Regions from separate parts of the Homo sapiens genome. Here regions 2, 3 and 4 are each linked to region 1. A link is an interaction called in ENCODE POLR2A ChIA-PET data of the cell type or tissue named here. Cell type or tissue: CD4-positive, alpha-beta T cell. All regions are shown on one strand. Region 1 overlaps LINC02295 (long intergenic non-protein coding RNA 2295). Region 2 overlaps BCL11B (BCL11 transcription factor B). Region 3 has its middle 16 kb from the start of LINC01550. Region 4 has its middle 40 kb from the start of LINC01550.

Region 1 (5,000 bases):
TAGATCTCACATTCCTGATCAGGGTATTTAATATGAAAACTGAAACTGCTCCCCATTTCTGCCTGACCCAGCTTTACTTTTATTTTTTCCATAGCACACTGTCTTCTGACATGTTGTGCTGTGGCTTGCTGTTTAGTCTGACTCCCCAGTTACAACGTAGGTTCCACCGTTGCAAGCATCTTTGCCTTCATGTGTTTCCCTGCTATCCCAAGCACCAAGAACCAGGTCTGGCTCATGGTGGGACCTCAACAAATTATTGTTAAATTAATTAGGATCTTCCTTGACTTTCAGTTTGAGCTATTTCCACGGGGCACAGCTACCACTTCCCTCTTCCGACAAGAGTCCCTTTAGCTCTCCAGAATTAGATTTCAGTGGCTGCATCTCCCTTGTTGTCAGCAGCAGTCTAATGGTTGTGGTAAGCAATCTCCATTTCCTTGCAAAAAAGCAGAAAGTATGGGGCTTAGAGATATTGGTGCATGGGGCGCCTACTCCTCTGTCTCAGCTCCCAAAGCCTTGGTGCTCATGTCTATTACTGGGTGATGATGCCCGTTGTGCTGAGGTCTCTCCCTACTTTGCTAGAATCTGAACACATGGAAATAAAGGGCATTGACGACTATTGGTGAGAGATGCTAACGGAGATGCTGGCAGTAGGCTAAGGCCAAAAGATAGCACTGCTTTATAGTCTCACAGACGTGACTTGAATCACATAGATGTCATATACCACCTGTATGATCCTGAACAAGTCTCTTTACCCCACTAAGCTTCACTTTCCTCTGTTGTCAAAAGAAAATGAGTCTCTACCTCATAGAGCTATTTAAAAGGCTAAAGTAAAATAAGGTCCATAGAACTGGCAAATAAGTCAAAATAATCATTTTTGCATTCTGTGGACCACGAAAAGATAGTGAAATGATGAAAAAAATCATATATCTTTATGTGCATAAATGTATACATAATTTAGAATTTTATATGTGCATATAATTTAAAAGTGAACTCTGATGATTTAATTGAAAAAGGGGAGATAAAATTCAATTGTAGGTGGTCTATGGCTTGAAGCTACATCTCTGGGTCTTAAGGCATTTCCCAACACACAGTAAATATTCAACAAAGGTGTGTTGAATAGTCAGCAAAAGTCCTCATCCTAGGCCCAATACAAGTGAGAGCAGTGGACACAACATAAAGTCAAGAGTGAGCAAATGCAAGAGGTTCAGGATAAGCTGAACCTGTCATATAAGCTAGAGTCCTATGTCCCAATGCAAAGATTAGAAATAGCCTCCCTTGCCCAGATCCAGTATAACCAGTACACGGCAATTAAAAGATAAAACCAGTGTCACCTTGGGTAGCATCAGTATAGACTGCTATCAGGAGGACCTCCAATAGTATTACCAGCTGCAATAAAAAAGCACTTCTTTGAATGCTTTTTCTACCTAATTGTCAAAACCGAATAATATTATCAGCTTTTTTATCCTTTGAGTATTTTTCTAATAAGAAAGCACGGAGATGCATTGCAAATAAAAGCAGAAGATTTGAGGATGCAAAGCAATCATGCAAAATGACTTTCATATCAGTTTGATAAGCAGCTGAAATTTAATAACTACATCTCTCCTATGGTGCTGGATGAAAGTTTAATACTTTCTGCTTTGGCTTCTTTCTTCTGCAAGATGCTTATTCAGAACTGTAGCTTCTCTTTTATAGTCAGGAAAATGAGAGGTGCAGTGGATTAATCAAAGCCTTGAGAGGCTGGGCCCAGCCCCAGCCCAGTCCAAACCACAGTGTCTGAGAATCTAAACCAAGTCAAGCCCAAGGCTGTCCATGACCACTGGGGAAACAGGTAAAGATTTCCAAATATCTCAAAATACAGGTAAGACGTCAGTCACTGTGGAAATCACACACCTATTTAAAGCTATGAAATAAGTTTAACTCTCCAAATTATCGTTATTCTTTCTTTGGTTGAGGGTAAATTGTACAACAACAAAAAGAATAAAGAAAACCATTTGGAATTAAACAAAAATTCCATATTTTAAAAAAGAACAAATCAAACCCAAGAATATGATGACTCTGTTATACACAGGAATGTCTTCTGCAGATCAGGGTGCATCTTGTAAAGAGTGGATGAATGAATTAATTAATACCTGATTGGTTTGCAGTTTATAGCTGGAAGAGTTCTGAGATGGTATCAAGCCCAACCTCCTCATTTTAGAGTTGGGGGAATTGAAATGTAGGAAGAATTTTGATGGTCAGATTCACATGGTAGTAAGTAACTGCATGAGCACAGGTCCGATGGCACTGGACACTTGTCTCAGTAGGCCTGGCGAGACCATCAGGATCCCAAGGGTCTCCCATTCCCCACGTTGTCTACACAACCTAGGCAGGGAATTTGTTCAGTGCTCCCAGCACCCAGCTGACAACAGCCACAGCTTTCAATGAATCACTTTGAAAAGATATAAAACCTAAAAGGAGAGGGAGGAGCATTTGATTAGATGTTATCCAGACAGAATTGGGAGACCAATTCAAAACCAGTGTTCTGTACTAATGGATCTTTCCAACTCTGCGTTCCAACGGGAGCCAAGAGGGGATGGGCCTCCCAGAGCGGGGAAGTCTTGGCCCTGTTAAAGGGCCAGCCGAAATGGGGTTCCGCTGGCTTGCTCTTCTACTGCCCCCTACTGGGGAGATTTTTACCAAGGAACGAAGTGGGCTACTGCTAAGTTGTTTTTCACAGTGGGGGCAACTAAAGTCAACCAGGGATTGTAACTCAGGAGTAGAAGGCAGAGATCATTTTCAAACACATAAGGCAATGTGAAAATGTACATGAGCCTCCTAAAGGTTAAAGATGAATCCTGATAACGACTCACATTACCTCCTAGGCGAATTTGTCTGAAAAAACACCAGCACGTCTTTCTGCTATTTCTGTATGTATGCACGTATGCAGATACGTGCAGAATATTATATATTTTTAAGATAGGTATAAACAGATAGTAACACAATGAAGGAACATCTGAGCTAGTCATCAGCTCTAACTGCAGCCTTTTAAAAGAAAATGTAACTCCAGATGTCGTCTTAAGAAAATGAATCAATTAGGCAAATGAGGAATTTCCTCATAAATCAGAGGATGAGAAGCCAAAGTCCAGTCCTTGCCCAGGGGAGGAAACAGAGATGAGGGCTGCCCGGAGGTTGCCATTTTTCATGGCCAGGTAACCCAGCCGCCTCCTGCTCTCCTGAAGTCGTGTTTACCTTATTGAATGCTGGTTTGATTTGGAAAGAGTGTTCTGAATGTTCCAAACCTTTTACCCTGAAGATAATAATGCCTCAGCCTTCAGGAGTGGGACCCAGTATAAGCTGGTGTCACTATTCATGAAATAATTGAGTTTACACAAAAAGTGATTTCAGTAATAGCTGCCTTTTTATAAGTATGTACATTTTATTTAAAATTACTGACTCAAAAGGCAAGGTAGAAAAAAAAATCACCTCCAACAACTTCCTGTAATTGCGAATTATTGTGAGGGAAACAGAAGGAAAAGATTTCGAAATTATGAGCCATTATGCTCGAGAGAGAGGAGAGAGAGAGAGAGAGAGAGAGAGGGAGAGAGAGGGAGAGAGAGAGAGGCAGTGGGGAAAAAAAAAAGACAGCCTGGCTTCATGAAACACAGCTGACAAGCTCGACTAAATTACCCCCGGACCATTACAAAAATCACTTAATTGCCAAGCATTTTGTTAGGTCAATTGACTCTAATTGAAAAAATAACAAAAAGCTTATTATGCTGCAAATGCGGCCGTGGAAAATGAGTCTTCTGTTAGAAGGAAACAATAATTCTAAATTTCAGCTGCTGCTAACACTACAAAGTTCAGTGTTTCCTTCGGATAGAATCCGCAGTGGAGGAGAAAGTGAATATGCATCAATTGATTTTTTTTCCTTTTAGCGCTTCCCCCCAACACTTCTTGCTCTTCCTGATCTTCTCCTTCCCTGCCTCATCCTACCCCCACCCTCATCCTACCCCCACCCTCATCCCCGCCTTGTCCCCACATGATTAGCAGGGGCCCCCTCCACCCCCTTCCATCAGCAAATATACACCTCACTCCCATCTCCCTCCTTATCTTCCTGCAAGAAAGGGTTGGGAGACAAAGAGGGGGCCAGCAGTGTGGGGCCCTGGGTTAGGAGAGATGTCCAGTATCTGCCCTCCCCAGCCCCAGCAGGATGCTGCAGCCTCGGTAAAATGCCTCCCCCACCATTTTCTTTCCATGAGCTGCTCTTTCTCTCTCCCCTCCTGGCTGTCGCCTTATCTCCTCCTCTCCCCTTTTAAATGCAGATAATAGAATAAGGCAAACAGCTTATGTCCGCAAAATTCCTCTGAAATTGCCCCCTAACATGCATACCCAGAGCTGGCCTTGATTGACATCAAGTGCAGTAATTAAAAACCCTGCCAGCTGACATAGGTGAAGGTTTATTTATAATTACACATTTTTAGGATGGCTCGTCCAGGGTCGGTGCATTTAAAAAGATAAGTCGGCCACAGCTCTGTTACTCCCCCAATTATAGATTTGAATGGTGGGAGTTTATAATGGGGGCGGGGAATTCTGCTTTGCAAAAAAAGGAATTATTTGTTCATAAAACCAGGAGGCCAGGGTACGAAAGTCTGATGGCAGAGCCTTTGTCTAGAAAGCTGTGGGAGAGAGAGTGTGTGTCTGTGTGTGTACCTGTGTATGCCTGTGTGTGCATGGGTGTGTGCACCTGCATGTGTACCTGGGAGTGTGTGTGTCTATCTATGGGTGTGTGTGGGCCTGTATGTGTACATGTGTGGGTCTGTGTGTATGGATGCATGCACCTGTGTGTATACATGTGTGTGCCTGCATGCACATGTGGGTGTATGGAAGGGGAGTCATGCGGTGAAGCAGAAAACACCTCCCTCTCCCTGTGCTTAAACACAGAGCTATACTCACAAATCATTTCCCTGCTTGCTTTATCTAAAATGTTAAAAATCTTGCCCAGCTTCAAATCCAAGACTATC
Region 2 (5,000 bases), 1.1 Mb before region 1:
AAGGGGTTTCCCTCGTGCATCCGTGCAACTTTTGCTTTGGGGGGCGGGGGGCATGCAGTGAATCGGAGCCGCCTCGGGACCGGCTCCTGAAGGTGGTGGAATGCAGGCTTCCTCGGAGCACTCTGCAGCCCTGGAGTCTTTTTTCCCGGCTCCTTTCCCCCCCGCCCCCGTCGGTCCCCAGCCCAGCAGCAGCCCAGCGAGCACGCCTCTGGCCCCGGGCCAGCCCCCTTCCCTGGCAGCCGGCGGAGATGGATGGAGGCGGAGACCCAAGGTCAAGGGCGGGGAGCCTGCCGGCCCCGGGCCCCTTTGTGCGCACGGGGCCGCCCCTCCTCCACCAGTCGCCTCCTCTCTGGCCCTTGGGCGCTCTCCCGGGTGGGTGACCTTCTCGGGCATGGGGAATGTGGAAGTGGTCCCCTCCCCGAAACCGTGCGCGCCGGTCGGGTCGCTTCGCCGGGGTGGCATTCGTCCCGGGTGCTGGGGGCGCACGGGGATCCCTCTTCCGCCCGCCGCCATTGCCCTGATGAGTGGCGCCGTCTTCCTCAGCCCACCTTGGCGGGACAGAGCGGGCGGTTCCCGGGATCCAGGTGAGGCCGGGACGGAAGGAGCCTCCGGGAGTTCCCTTGTACAAAAATGTGATCATCCAGGGGCAACAGCCCCATCTCAAAGTGGGGATTTCGTGGGGACCTTAGTTTCTTTCCGAGTGGGAGAAGAGTAAGCCCGCTTTTCTCAAGGACAAAAGTGTTTTCCCAATTGTGTGGGAATGGAACCCTCCACTGGAGTGGGACACCGAAGCTCCTGGAATTACAGGGATTTAATGTCAGTCCTCCTTTCAGCCTGACTTCTCTTAGGATAACCTCTTCCAACAAGAATTTGTATGCAAATCGTCACCTTGCTAGGAGTCTCTAGTTTTGTGTGTTAAAAATTGGCCTCCAATTGTTTAAAGCACTTCAACAGGCCCTTAAAGGCCCAGAAAAGCAGTGGTTGGACGCCCAGCCTGTCCACCACAAAGCTCTTAAGAAAATGTTCAAACATTTTCCCAAAGCTGTTACTCTGGAAATAAAACTGTATACTGTTCGCCTGTAGCCGATTAAAAGTTTACCTTCACTGTGACAGCTTTTCCAGGCTAGGATTGGACCCACATCTCTATTTTCCATTTTTCAGAAATAAATCTAAACCAGGCAGAATTGATTTGCTATAACAAGAGTCAAGGTAGTATTAAAAATATGCGTATACCTATATACTTATAATATGAAATAGTATGTTACACTTGCTGGGCTCTCAAGGCGAGTATTGTGTAAACGGCACCGTCATGGCGTTTTGAGTAAGAGTTGATTTTAAAATCTCAGATTTAGCTAACCCGAACTTTGAGCAGCCAGCTTTTCTGGTAGAGGAATCTGAAGGCATTTGTCAATTTATTTTTTGCAAGCCCTCCGGAAAAGGTAACAAATTCAACACTTGGGAGCTCAAAGCTACTGCCAGTCCTGGACAGGAAGGTTTTCATATCTGTCTGAACTTGCTCGCTGATTTCTCAGACGTCCATTTATAACAGTGGGTCTAACAAGATAGAATCCGCCTTTGAATATCTGTAAATACGGGTAAAGATCACAGTCCAGCACTCATAATGGTCCAAAACGAACTGGCAGATTCTCGTGTTTGATTAATATTTATGTTACCGGATTCCTTTACAGAAAGAAAGATGAAACGCTAATTATGTGTGTGTGTGTTTGACGGGCCCCATCCTAGGTCTCTGCAGTTCATTTAAAGGGATGTACATTTTAGGATTTTTGGAGACTAGGGGTGTGTGTGTGTGTGAGGGGGGGGTAATTGTTCATGTTTTGCTTGAAAGACAGGTAACCTGTGGTTGGCTGAAGTATTGGCTGGTACACTGAGGGAGAGGCTGACTTTTCATTTTCCTTTTCTTTATTTTGACGGCTCAACAGTGATCAGAATTACGCGTGATTTCTCCCTGTATGTTTGGGCTAAGGCTTGGACAGTGTGGTGGAAGGCTCTTGTTCAGGATCTTCCTCGAGGAGAACTGGTAGCCCCCAGGGTGCTCTGGCGTCTTTGCAGGGCACACTTTCTGCGCCTGAGTGGCAGGGTAGGCTGCCCTGCAGTGTGTGCTTCCGAGCCCTGCCATGTGTCTGTAGGGCACTTTCCTTGCTTTTTTTTTTTTTTTTTTTTTTTTTTTTTTTTTTAGGAGCAATGTGTGGGAGATTTGCCTGGAAATGGGGGGTTCTGTCAGCTGGATCATGTTGAAATACCAGTGCAATTGGTAGCCAAAGGGATCCTGGAGAAGCCTCCTTCGGAGGTGCTGTGTTAAGCATCTTCAATTTTATTGCTTTGAGAAGCCTAGATTTTTGTATAGGATTTCCTACAAGGGTGCTTCCAGAGTGGCACCTGAGTCCTGCTTAGAGGTTCAATAATATTTGTTGTTGCTGGAGCGTCAGGGGCCGTGTCGTTGTTAAAGCCGCAGAATCTAGAGGTTGGCATGTGGTGTCGGATAGTCTCGAATGCATTGACTTCCTAAACAGCCCAGGGCAAACCAGTTCATCTGTTAGTTGCTTCATCTATAAAATGGGGCTAGCCAATTGTTTACTTCCCTGTCCCTGTCCAGATATGAAAACAAACCCATAGGTAGGAGTGAAGCAATTGCTGATTTCAAAGACATCATAAAAATGGAGAACTGTTATTGTTCAGTCCGTGGGGGCAGGGTGACTAATTTGCAAAAGGGAAAGGAATCAAATAGCCTCTTCTAGAGGGTGTAATTTTTTACTGCAAGGAAGAAGAATTAGGGGCTTTGGGAGGAGGTTTATGTGGGGAGGGGGGCACTTGGTTTTTCAATTTAGTAACCTGATACCAATAGGAAACTCCCCCACTTCCCCATTCATTTTAGAGGAGTGTTCCCCCACCCCAGCTCCTTGTTATTGTTGGGACTGTCACATGATTCAGAATCTTGATACTGAATAGTGTCACTGCTGCTCTTGACCTGAATACCCTAGAAAAGGTATTTTTTCCTGATATTTGGTCTCAGGCCCCAGAAGGAGAGGAGCTGGACAGGGGACATGTAGACTTGGATTAGGGAGGAATGCATACAGCAAGCAGTCTTTAAATGCACAGGCTTGCTAGGTGCCGGTGAGGAAGGAACTCAAAGCGGACCAGTGAGGAAATTCTCACCGCCTCTCAGAGCTAACAAAAATTGGCACTTATCCCCATGGAGCACACAGCTGTCTGCTATGAAATGGTACCTTCACTAGGGAAGCCAGAGGGCCTAAGTGTCCTATTGGGGCTCCATTTTACTTTTTGGTTGTTGCTTTTCTTTGGAAGTGTCTTGATTTCTTTTTTCCAGCAAAAGCTGGATTACTTGAATTAGATTTTTCATAAAATAACCTCTGGCAGGGTCCAAAACCTCTGGATTAGTCTTGTTAGTTAGGAAATACAGAAGCTTTCTTTATGTATTTGGTTTGTTCACCCTGGCTGGGCCAAGACTTTGGGCTGGAGTTGTGGGGTAGGGGTGGGAGAGTGTGGTCCTCTCCTTTCCCCATGGGGGCCTTGACCCAGCCCCTGTTCACTGGCACTGGGGCTGGAGTGGGGAACGGCAGATACCTGGAGTCTGCGATGGTGCAGGCTTGGAGCCAGGAGCTGTCTGGTGCTTCTTAATTGAATACAGATCTAAGTAAATTCCACGTGGGCATGCAAGGCTGGGCAAGGAAGGCCGTGATATTCCCCTCTCCACGGCTGGACTCGTAACCCTCCCAACCTGACGGGCCTCTCCGCCTGTCGCTGTACCCAGCCCACATGGTTTGCGAGAAAAGGTAGGGAAGCAGGGGGACAAGATCATGCAACGCCCATGTAAATATTGTCTGTATGAACTGGGTCTTCCATCTTTTGTTAGTGGCAGCTCGTTAATTAACCAGCAGATTAGTGCTGCCTTCTTTTGACACATGCATGTATTTTGGGGTAGAGGATTCTTGTTCTCCTAAAACTCTGAACCGAACCGCTCAGAAAGTCTTCCTTCAGCGCCGCCTGCCCCTGCTCCCTCTCCCTGATGTCCTCCCCACTCCCCTTTTCCTGTCCCCTTCTACCCACCCTTTCCTTAAACCCAAGTGGGCTTGTAGTCGAGTGGAGGACAGACACGTTAAACACAGCTAAATAAATCATGTTTACGCTTGGCGTCTTCGGTAGTGAAAAATCTGTTGGCTGTTTTTACTTCCTTATTTCTCAGCATTTGCTTCCTACCTGCTTTTGACCACATGCCCAGAAATAGTAGTTTTGTCAAATGAGGGGATAATGCCAGCCAGCCTTTCTCGCTGCCAAGGAAGCTGCTGGATTTTGCAAAACAGAGTGACGTTTTTTTTAGTGACACTGATGTTTTTTTCAAAGAAATTAGGATGTAGAATAAGGGTATTAAAATGCACTTAGGGAAGGGGGAAAAAAGCGACATCGTCCCCCCTACAGCACAGGGACACGTAGCAAGCAGGTTTAGAGAAGAAAGGTCTCATTTTTGTTTGCACTTGGCCGCTCCAAGGGCAGGAGGCAGCTGTCAGAGGCGGAGGAGCTGAGTCAGGTTCCCTTCGTCTCAGCCCCAAGACTTAATTTTTCTGCCATTTTGGTGATGTGGTGCGAAGATTTTTTTTTTTCTTTTTCTTTTGGGTTTTGTGTCTGTTTAGTCTCTGAGGCCTCCTGAGCGATGCTTGCTGCTTTCTTCCTCTGAGATTACAGCTAGATTCTCGCCCCGATCTGGAATTGGAGCTCGTTGGGATCCTGGCTACACTATGATTGTTTATGTGTAAGAGTGGCCCCGGAGGCCTCCCCGCCTCTGGGCTCTTATCTACAATGTTGTTTTGGGGTATATTTCATGATGGGGTGCTGGGCAGAGAACTTCCTGGGTAATTACAGCCAAACAGAGGCTGTAGATTTAAAAAAAATAATAAAAAAACAGTTTCAAAACCAAGTAAGTGGCATATAAATACTGGGCACTCCTGTAGGGAGAAGAGGCTTGT
Region 3 (5,000 bases), 140 kb after region 1:
CTCTCAGTCGATGGTTGGGATAGCTCTATCAAGCTCTCTTTGATACCTTTGGGCTCCAAAAGCCATGCCTTATTCGGGTTTATGATGCATGCTTCCAAAAACCTTTTCCTCTCTCCCAGGTACTCACCTCTTTACGTGTCTGTCTTCTCCTCTAGACACTCAATTTTTTGAGGTCAGGAATTATATATTCATAATCACAATAAGATGCTTGGCGTGTCATGTTAGCATAGGCCTGGATGGTGTCCACAGCTTCCTGAAGGTGGGGTGACATTGGCTGGAATTGTGTGATTCTGAGTGGGGACCAAGCTGTCAGCCTGAGCAGATGGGGAGCTTGCAGAAGCCATTGGAAAAGGAAAGAATGCTGAAGAGAAGTTAACACCAGGGCAGGAAACATGGGGTGAGGAGAACAGGTTCAAAGGAAGGTTTTATAGCCTTTTGCTACACAGTGTTTAATGAAAAACATTTCTGTATCTTCTGATGGCATTTTCAGTAAAATAAGCACTTCTTTCAAAATGTATAAGTTGGCTCTTCCGGGGAGGATGTGATAAGTATTTTCATATGGCTTCAAGGTCTACCTCAGGGCGCTCACTGAATCCCTATTGTTGTTATGACAATGGACATGGTCTTTAGCGAGCTTTCATGAGCATTTCCCATGTGCCAGCACATGCTAGACACTAACTTGCACTGTTTCAGGGGCAGTAGCCCCTGGGAAGAGGTATTATTAGTAATATACTTTTATGGTGAGGAACGTGACAGGAAGATAGGATAAGAGATGTTCCCAGAGCCACATGCTACATGAGAAACTGGGACTTGAACCAGATCAGTGTGGGAGGCGAGCCCATGCTTGAAGCTATTCTTCCCAGTCCTGCACTGGGACAGGACCTGGTGCATGGGCTTTTCTTGACATCAGCAGGCCAAGGCTGGCAGGAGAAGTGTTTATGATCTGCCTGGGGTGGAGTAGAGAGAGGGAGGATGGGCTGAATGTCTGGGTAGCTTCAGAATGCCTTAGAGGTGTACTCCTGCTTCCTGGTGGAGGACAGTGACTTAACAAAGCTCCCACTGAGATTTCTGATGCTGCAATAACAACCTGTCTGGTGTTTTGATATTTTTCCCCATTTCCTCTTTTTGGAAAATGTGAAGAAAATGACAGGGAGCTGTCTCTATGAATGCTCAAGAGCCCAAACCAACCGGAGTATAAGAAAGAGGTGGAAGAAATAAACTACGTTTGAAATGTGCTTCTGTTTCAACCTAAGTAAGATGAAAGGCAGCCTGCAAAGTTTTTAATTGAGAAGGCAGGAGGTACCACAGAACAGAGGTCATCTACCTGGTGATGTAGTCATTCATATCAATTGAGCAAATCAAATCTGTTATGCATACGCACAATTCAGAGTTCCAATATCTTTTCCTAGAATAACAAGCAAAGTGCCCTTAACTATTTGCCACAAGCCAGTGAATTGACTCACAGGTGTAGGCTCCCATCTTGGCTCTGTGGCTTGTTGTGAATGTGACCTTCAATGTCATACCCAACATATGAGGGCCAGTGTGAATGTTGAGTCTGACTTCTAGCTCTGGAGTGGTGGTGCGGGTTGGAGATGATGCATGCAGATACTTTTAAGAGACTATCATCATCTGGTCCAAACTATTATTTTGTAGGTGTTGATGCAGACCATTCATCAAGAAGGGAAGGGGCTCCTCTATGATCTCACAGCACCTCTTATGCTGGCCTTGGGACCACCAAAGTAGAAGTCTTTTGGCTGTGACATCTGTGACATGTGGCCCACCTCAAGGTCTGCCTCTTGTCATTAAAAGCCCTTGTCCATATTTCCTCAAAGTCAGTTACACACTAGATACAGGGACCATGTAAAGACAGTGCTCAGCGTCCTATGCCCTCCAGGACAGAGTGACCAACACACTATGCTATGGAGCACTGGAACTGTGGCCAGCCTGAATTGAGATATGCTGTGGGTGGAAAACAAACTCAAGTTCTCATACTCAGTATACCATAAAAAAGTAAAATGTCTCATTGATAATTTTGTGTGGTTTGCTGATTGAAATAATATTTTGAATGAATTGGGTTAAGTCAAATACATCATTAAACTTCATTTCACCTGTTTAATTTTACATTTTTTTAAAATGTGGCTAACAGAACATTTAAAATTACACAGGAGTCTCTCACTATGTTTTACTAGGCAGCGTCATAGTGGCTCAGAATTTTTTTTTTCTTTCTTACTCTACTATCAGGAAATGTACTCCATTTCTTCTTCTGCAACAGAGCCTGTGCTTGCCATCTCATTTTTACTGTGTGCACAGTTTCCTGTAGTAACAGTGGTAACGGTTCTCATAATGATGAAGGTTGTTTGTAAAACCCCACATCCTCGATGGCCTCTTCTTTACAAAATGTTCCCACAGAGATTCTTGCTTCACCATGTCTTTGCCTGCATGGCCAAGATGACTTGGCCCCACACAGGAGTTTCTGCCGGGCATGTCACCATCCCTAGGTCTAATTCAGTGGGGTGAATGGTCACATTCTCAGCCTCCTGCTCCCTCTGATCCTTCTAAAGAAGGAAGTGCCTGCCTCTCTCTCTCACCTTTCACCTGAGGTGATGTAGACACTGTTGATTCAAGGAGGTATTATTTCTTCCTGTTCTGTTCCCTCCAACCGTCCCCACACCACTTTCTTCTTTGTGACTCACTAAACCCATATAACCGACTGGGGTCCTATTTAACTTATGTGCATATTAATTTGGCAAACATTCATTCTGCATCTCCTAAACACCTGATACTGAGCTAGTGGCTAGGGATGGAAAGAAGAGCTTGAACATCGCCTTTGGTTGGCCTCAAGGAATCATAGACAAGTTGATAAAACACAGTATTACAATATATAGAGGCATCAGCTGAGGTCACAAAGTAGGTTGCCTAACACATCTGATGATGAAAGAGAAGACTCTCTAAAGATGTGTTCAGTTGAGTGGAAAGGATGACTATAGCTCAGCTAGGGCTTACTGTATTATTAGTATCATTATTGTTATTTTTGCTATCATCATCATTTTTTAAAGTTAACTGCAAAGGAATGGACTTAAGGAAGAGCATGTAAAATTTAGGGAATTAGAAACACAAGAGATGGAGAATGAGGAAGCTGCTCCTGAAGGCCCCAAAATCCGAGTTTAGGGATTCACATTTCATCGTAAACTCAGTGAGAAGTCCCACGTGGTACTCATAAAGATGCATGAAACAGTCAGCCCAGCATTAGGAATCCATCACTTTGGTAGCCATGGGGTAAGGAATAGAATTGTTCTTACCCTATGTGTGGAGAGAAGATCAGCCATGTGTCCAAAGAGTCCAACTGTTTTGTCTTAGAAGACACAGGCACAAGGTATTTGCAATTGTGTCTGCCTTCCTGTCATCTGAAGAAGGCCCCTCCTGGGGGTCCAGTGTTTGTCTGTGATATTATTTCCCACAGTCCCACCAAGCATAAAGGATTACATCGATGCTTCCTCTCATTGATGATGAGGGCAAAGGTGCTGGGTCCAGCAGGCACCTTGGGGAACTGGAGCAGATTTGGGGATCTGTCCTTCCTGGCCCCAGAGAGACTGGTTTGGTTCAGGGACCCCTGGGGCCCCATTTGAAAAGTGGCTTTTCTCATTTCCCTTTGATCAGGCAGTTCATGGCATATTTGGAAGGACAAGGAGTGATTTGTCTTCCACATGTGTTTTCATTTATTCCTCAAAGGCAGAGCTAAAGCATTAAGCAAGAATACAATAAAGTCCAGTGGGCAGACAAGCTTCAAACAGTCTCAAAGGGTATGTCTAAGATAAGCTCATTTGTTTATAATCCATGTATTTTTTAATAGTTTATGAAAAATACAGGTGGTAAACTTACATCTGGGTGAATAAGGGTAGAAGTAAAATACAATAATGCCAGGCATAAGGTCAATTCTGAAAAAGTTTCCATAAATTCCTGTGTAATTCACCAATGGGAGCCATTATTTAGGCAGGAGCTTCCTAGTAGCCAGTAAAATAACGAACAGTGTTTCATAGGTAATGGGTAAAAGAACACTTACTTCTGATACATAGAGCTAAGGGAAATCACACTGGTAGTTCTTCACAAAGGGCACATTTTCTAATTAAGTAAATAATGTTTTTAGTAATATTCTGACTGCCATTGACTATGGGTTTCAGAAGGTTATTTAAAATGATGCAAATTGACTTGATTTTCATAGCATTCCTTGACAGCCTCTGATGTACAAGGGTGGTAAACTGCAATAATGTGTTCAAATATTTTGCCGCCCTTCTCTGGATGATGCTACACCACTGCCTGTTGCTATGGGGTGTGTGGTGCAACATCCCAGGAAAGCATCTGCTCTCCCCATCCCAGTGGTACCAAGTTTGACCACATCATGTGACACACGCCACTCCCCAGAAGAGAATCTAAGGACCACTGCATCATTCTGCCATGAACTCATTTCCTTCTGCCTCAAGAAGGTCAAGTGCCAGAGAGGAGCTGTACATATTCAGCCCAGATCTCAGTACAAAGGAGACACAAGGAGGAGAGCTCCCATTGACCCACGATTGACATATATGCAAGCAAACAAGAAACCTTTGTTGTAGTCAGCACCTGAGATTTGAGGATTGTTTGTTACTTCAGCATGACCTGTTAAAAGATCTCATCATACTGCTTTATCATGACGGATGCAGCTTTATCAGTGCCTTGGGGTGATAGAGAGATATAAAAGACACAATTTTTACCCTCTGCAAACCTGCAATTTAGTAGAGTAAACTACATGTTTAAAAATAGGCTGAAGGCTGTAAGTGCCACCTTAGATTCTCAAAAAGTATCATGGGAATCAAGTCCAGATGCAAGAAAAAATATATACCTAAAAAGAAAATTACTTCCTTAAAGAGCAGATACTGAGAGAATGAGCAAGGTTAGAATGGAAAAGGTAAACTTCTGGGAGTAGGCATGGCAGGGATTTTGGGGGGAAGACTCTATTTAGCAGAGTG
Region 4 (5,000 bases), 120 kb after region 1:
AGAGACGGGGTTTCACCATGTTAGCCAGGATGGTCTCGATCTCCTGACCTTGTGATCCGCCCACTTCGGCCTCCCAAAGTGCTGGGATTACAGGTGTGAGCCACCGCACCCAGCCCACAGAAGCTTTTTTATTAAAAGCCTGTAGCCTCTACCTTGGGGGAGACGTGCCCTTGGACATTTGCATTAGAAATACCCGTGAGGTTTGTTTCAAGCAGATTCCTGGCTATCACATTTGTCCTGTTCAATCAGTATTTTTAGACATGGGACTCAGGAATCTGCATTTTTTTTCAAGCCTATTCGTTAACGTGCATCTATGACAAAGCATGAAGGAAAGATTGCAGTTCTAAATACATGTTTATTCTTATTGTGCCAGAGTAGTGGAAGAAAGCTGTTTCACTTTTTTCCTTCAATCATCCTTTGCTATCTACATTGAAAGATTTAGGTCTTCAGGTGTGACTAGCCCCATATACATGACATATCAAAAATAAAGGGTCTAATAACTACTTTCCAAGTCCCCAGCAGAAGACATACATCCAAGCACAGCTGGCATTATGATTATCAAACCTCGACCAAGTCATCTCACTCGCCGTGTCTGAATGGTCTCCTTTCCCTTTTCAACTTTAACTCCTACTCTTCCTTCAAAACCCAGGCCAAAATCATCTCTGCTTTAAAATGTGTCCAGACCCTGGACCTGACAGAAGAGGATACGCAGCATGTGCACACAGGAGACACCAGGAATGACAAGCGTGGAAGAATTCCAAGAGTCCTACCCCGCCGGTGAACAGAACCTCTGATCTCTTCCTCTTGGCTGTGGACAAGGCCTGTGAATGTGATGAAGCAGCCACTTCTTTGATTGGGTTACATTATATAAACTTGAAGAGAGAGATTTTCCTGCTGGTTGATACCTTGACTACCACCAGCTGAGTCTCTGAGCAAAGAAATCGGCTAAGCTGTGCCTACTCCTGACCCACAGAAACCGTGAGATAATAAATTTGTGTTGTTTGAAGCCACTGTTTATGGTCATTTATTACAGCAATGGAAAACTCATGCAACAAAGGGCTTGAATACTGAAGACACAGTAAGAAGACTGTAGGCAATCCTGGAAGCCCCAGAACCCCGGTCACAGAAGCTTTTTATTAAAAAACTGTAGCTTCTGCCTTGAGGAGAAGCAGCAGGATGGACACATATCTGGTTTGACACCACCAATCATGACCAGACAGTCAGAAAGCAAAGTGGCACAGTTCAGGAACAGTATTTCAACCAACCATGGTATATTATGAGATTTCTGGTTGGGACTGGGCTGGTAAGAATTCCACAAGCAAACAGCCATGTCAACATATCTTAAAATCTATCATTCTACAGTGACTTCCATTTGCATTTCAGTAGAGCTTTAGCGTGTATATCAATATTTTTTATCCATCAGCTTCCAGTGAAACAGTCTGGCTCCAGGAAGAACAAGTGCCTGGGTGCCCAGCGAATGCAGTTTTTGTAGTTTGTCATAAAATTGCTTTCTCCCAATCATGAATTCTCTTTCATCCAAAGAGCTCCTAGTGTTTTATTCATAAATATAATTATCCTCATTTTACAGATGAGGAAACTGGGTCATAGAGATTTGAACACTGTGAATTAATAACAGCAATAGAAGAAAAACTTGCCTCAAAATGCAAATGATTTACTTTCTCTTCTCAGTTATCATTGTGTATGCAGCTATCATATACCTATATATGCATATACATACACACACATATACATATACATAGAGGGAAAGAGTTCAATTTTGCAGAAGTAATTTTCAAGCTCTTGTTTTCACAGTACAATATCGCGGTCCCACTGTATTCAGCCAGGAGCACTCACAGTGTTTTAACTCCAAGTAAAATTCAGATGCGCTTTTATGTCAACATGGGCACACACACAAAAATTGGGACTGCCTATGGGGCGCACTGGCAATAGGGCCCTATATAATTCTATGTTAGAGACAAAAAGTTAAAAAAAAATCCTCCTTTATAAATACCAACATTGTGGAGTTGATAGCAACCAGGGATTTGCTTTGTTAAGTTGCTGCCTGGGCTGATAGCTGGCATTCTTCTGTGGGGCTAGGAATATGAAAAGAGACAACCAGCTCTGCCTGGGATGTGCAGAGCCTTTGCTGTGGTCTGAGTTGATTCAGTCAAGCCTTCATCACCAGAGATTTGAAAAGCCGGTGCAATCCTTACCAGCCCAATCCAAACCACAAATGTAATATGAGGGCTGGGTGCAGACTGCATCCTGTTTTAGAAACATGAAGCCCGCTCTATGAAACTCACAAGGACCCCTTCTCTGCTCCCCACCCTCCCCCTTGCCTTTGGTTAAATATTAATAGAACTCCTTTAATTTGAGTTCAAATTGTGTAAAGGAAAATAGACTCTGACACTGATTTTGGTATTTCCCACTATTATCTAGAGTAAAAACTGACTAATAAAAGTTGTTCAGTAAATGATTCTTGCACAAAAATGAGAAAGTCCTGTCTAGTGTTCTTGAATCTCTGTCCTCCAGTCCATTCCCACTACCCCAACTCACACCCTTGTTATCTTCTGCCTATTTTAACAGCCTCCTAACTTGTTTTCTGTTAACAATTTATCACTCCACCAAAGCTTGAGTAATATGTCCAAAACATATCCTAACCCTCCTACAGCTTGAACTCTTCAACTATATGCTCTGCTCCTCTAAGACAGAAAAAACTAAGACCAAGCTCCCTGACATACAGACAAGACCCCTGATCTGACTTTGGCCACTTCCTTGCCAGATCTCACACCTTTAATAACATTTTCTTCTCCAGTATCCCAGGATTGCTCAGAGTTACATGCATAATGTCATTTCTCTTTGCATCTCTGCCATTGCTGTTGCTGTTGACTCTGTCTGGAGGTCCATTTCCTCTTCTTGGCACCCTCTACAAAATTCCACCCTGCCACTCAGTTTCCCTCTAATTGAAAAATATATATAGCCTTAAAGAATTGGCTTAGGGTTCTTTGCTTTCAGAAAATTGTGTTTATCACCCTTTCCTTCTCTAAATCTGAGCTGTGCTCTATGCTCTCCTATACCTAACTTCATAACTACACTTGCCCTATGTTACAGTTATCTGTATGTTTCTCTGTTTTCTCTCTTTGGACTATGAGGTTTGGTGAGCAGGGACACAATTATATGCATCTGGCTATGCCCAGGGTCGAGCACTGGGTCTCACACACAGTAGGGGCTCAATAAAGTGTACTGAAAGAATGAATAGATGTCAGGAATTGCTGATCCAAGAACAAGTGCATGAATGGCTGCAAAGGTCTGTTGTAAGTACTTAGCCTCCTACGCAGAAAAGGGTTAATTGCCGCTTACCTGGAGTTCTGAGTGAATTTTACTCTCTGGTGTCAAACTCCATTTCCATTCACCTCGCCCTTATTCTAATGACATAGAACTGGACAAATAGGAAAGAGCACCCATAGCACAATTTCTGCTGATGAATATTTCAGCAGGTGCCTCTTGGCTAAGAGTCAAGATGAAAGCCTGGCTCCAGGCAAATTAAGAGGGGAAGAAAGACTTGTAAGTACATAAGGCTTTGGAGAAATGCCCCAGTGCTGAGACCTCGACAGGAATCCTGCAATTGAAAACCAAGAGATCACAGCCCAGAGTACTCTCCATGTCTCCTCCTGGGCTTGAGTGGGGGATCCGGAGGAGTCAAGCTGCTCTCAGAGGTGGAGCACCGGCCACTCCCAGAACACTCAGCATCAGCATGCGAGGCGCAGGGACCAGACTGCCCATCCATCTGTAAATGTACAGCCCCTATTAAAGCATAGCTTCATGAGGAAAAGGTAGGGCTGGGTGACCTGTGGCCAGATCCTGCTACAAGAACACTTTCGCATTCTCTCCTCTTTTTCCCTTTCCTTTCCTTTTCCTTCCTTTCCTTCCTTCCTCCCTCCCTCGCTCCCTCCCCTCCCTTCCCCGCCTTCCTTCCTTCCTTCTCTCTCTCTCTTTCTTTCTTTCTTTCTTTCTTTCTTTCTTTCTTTCTTTCTTTCTTTCTTTCTTTCTTTCTTTCTTTCTTCTTTCTTCTTTCTCTCTCTCTCTTTCTATCTCTTTCTCTTTCTTCTTTTATTGAGGGGGTGGTGGTGGGTGGCTGAACTGAATCAAGTCAGGCTGGGACCAGCTATGTGCACAACTACTTTCCCATCTTCCTACAAAGCCTATGGGGGAAGAATTTTAGGTTGCTGTGTCTGGTTGGCCTTTGCCCTCTTGGGTGTAACAATAACTTATTGGGATTCTATGACCAGGAAAAAGATTATATAAACATTCTGAGCTAAACCCAGATGAAGCTAGATGCAACTATTTTAGACATCTTGGAATTGGATGGATTTTAAAAAAGCAATCAGGGAAGAAAATGGAGGCTTAGTGAATTGCACGAGGAAGAGCACTGACTGGTAGGTGCCTGGGCAAGCCTGGACAGGTGGGAAAGTGGGGAGAGGACTGGGAGTTAAGAGCATGGGCTTTGGTCCTAGCCCTGGCCCTGATCTTAGGTAGGTCACTTTTCTTTCCTGCTATGGACCTCAGTTTCTTCAATTCTAAAAAAAAAAAAAAAAGCAATTGTCTAAGATCAGGTAAAATGCCTTAAAGTCCGAATTGGTTGCATATTCATCTATTGATCTTTAGGAGACCTTCTGCAGCTCAGAAGTGATAAGAATAGAAAAAGGCCCTCTATATACAAGACATCTTTTTGCAGATGAGGGTCTTGTCAGTTACACTACAGATATGCGATCTCATAGGAACCTCATGAAGCATTGGTTCTAATGGAAAAAATGACCTTTAATAGTGAAACTTGACAGGAAGCTGAGGTGGGAGGATTACTTGAGGCCAGGAGTTCAAGAGCAGCCTACACAACATAGCAAGGCCACATCTAAAAAAATAAAAGAAAAAGGTTTCCTGGTGTGGTAGTGTGCACCTGTAGTCTCAGCTGAGTCGGTCACATAGGAGAGATTAAGTAAATG

What was found. ChIA-PET counts read pairs that join two places held together with the same protein. Peaks named below come from ENCODE experiments on the same cell type or tissue, not always from the same donor. Only the 100,000 strongest peaks of a DNase experiment are listed, where the experiment ranks them.
Region 2: POLR2A ChIA-PET joins it to region 1 with 14 read pairs; 6 of 35 experiments call an interaction of 5 or more read pairs at or near these places.
Region 3: POLR2A ChIA-PET joins it to region 1 with 15 read pairs; 7 of 35 experiments call an interaction of 5 or more read pairs at or near these places.
Region 4: POLR2A ChIA-PET joins it to region 1 with 11 read pairs; 4 of 35 experiments call an interaction of 5 or more read pairs at or near these places.

The regions. Positions count from the first base shown.
Region 1 is chr14:98,136,440-98,141,439 of GRCh38, reverse strand. It overlaps LINC02295 (long intergenic non-protein coding RNA 2295), which reads right to left. Exons shown (of 3, transcript NR_184268.1): 2 at 2,130-2,447. The region is part of intron 1 of LOC105370655 (a long non-coding RNA gene); the gene reads left to right. Among named protein-coding and RNA genes, the nearest start is that of LINC02295, 3.0 kb to the right of the region's middle. In CD4-positive, alpha-beta T cell, CTCF peaks have their summits at 2,459 and 2,672 (motif pointing left); DNase peaks (open chromatin) are centred at 2,639 and 3,579; H3K4me3 peaks cover 3,372 bases; H3K27ac peaks cover 3,835 bases.
Region 2 is chr14:99,241,114-99,246,113 of GRCh38, reverse strand. All of the region lies in intron 2 of BCL11B (BCL11 transcription factor B), which reads left to right. Among named protein-coding and RNA genes, the nearest start is that of BCL11B, 29 kb to the left of the region's middle. In CD4-positive, alpha-beta T cell, no CTCF peak of the experiment used is centred here; DNase peaks (open chromatin) are centred at 183, 1,413, 2,483, 4,573 and 3 weaker places; H3K4me3 peaks cover 5,000 bases; H3K27ac peaks cover 5,000 bases.
Region 3 is chr14:97,991,747-97,996,746 of GRCh38, reverse strand. No RefSeq gene overlaps it. Among named protein-coding and RNA genes, the nearest start is that of LINC01550, 16 kb to the right of the region's middle. In CD4-positive, alpha-beta T cell, no CTCF peak of the experiment used is centred here; DNase peaks (open chromatin) are centred at 966, 2,296 and 2,536; H3K27ac peaks cover 3,939 bases.
Region 4 is chr14:98,016,012-98,021,011 of GRCh38, reverse strand. No RefSeq gene overlaps it. Among named protein-coding and RNA genes, the nearest start is that of LINC01550, 40 kb to the right of the region's middle. In CD4-positive, alpha-beta T cell, no CTCF peak of the experiment used is centred here; a DNase peak (open chromatin) is centred at 2,171.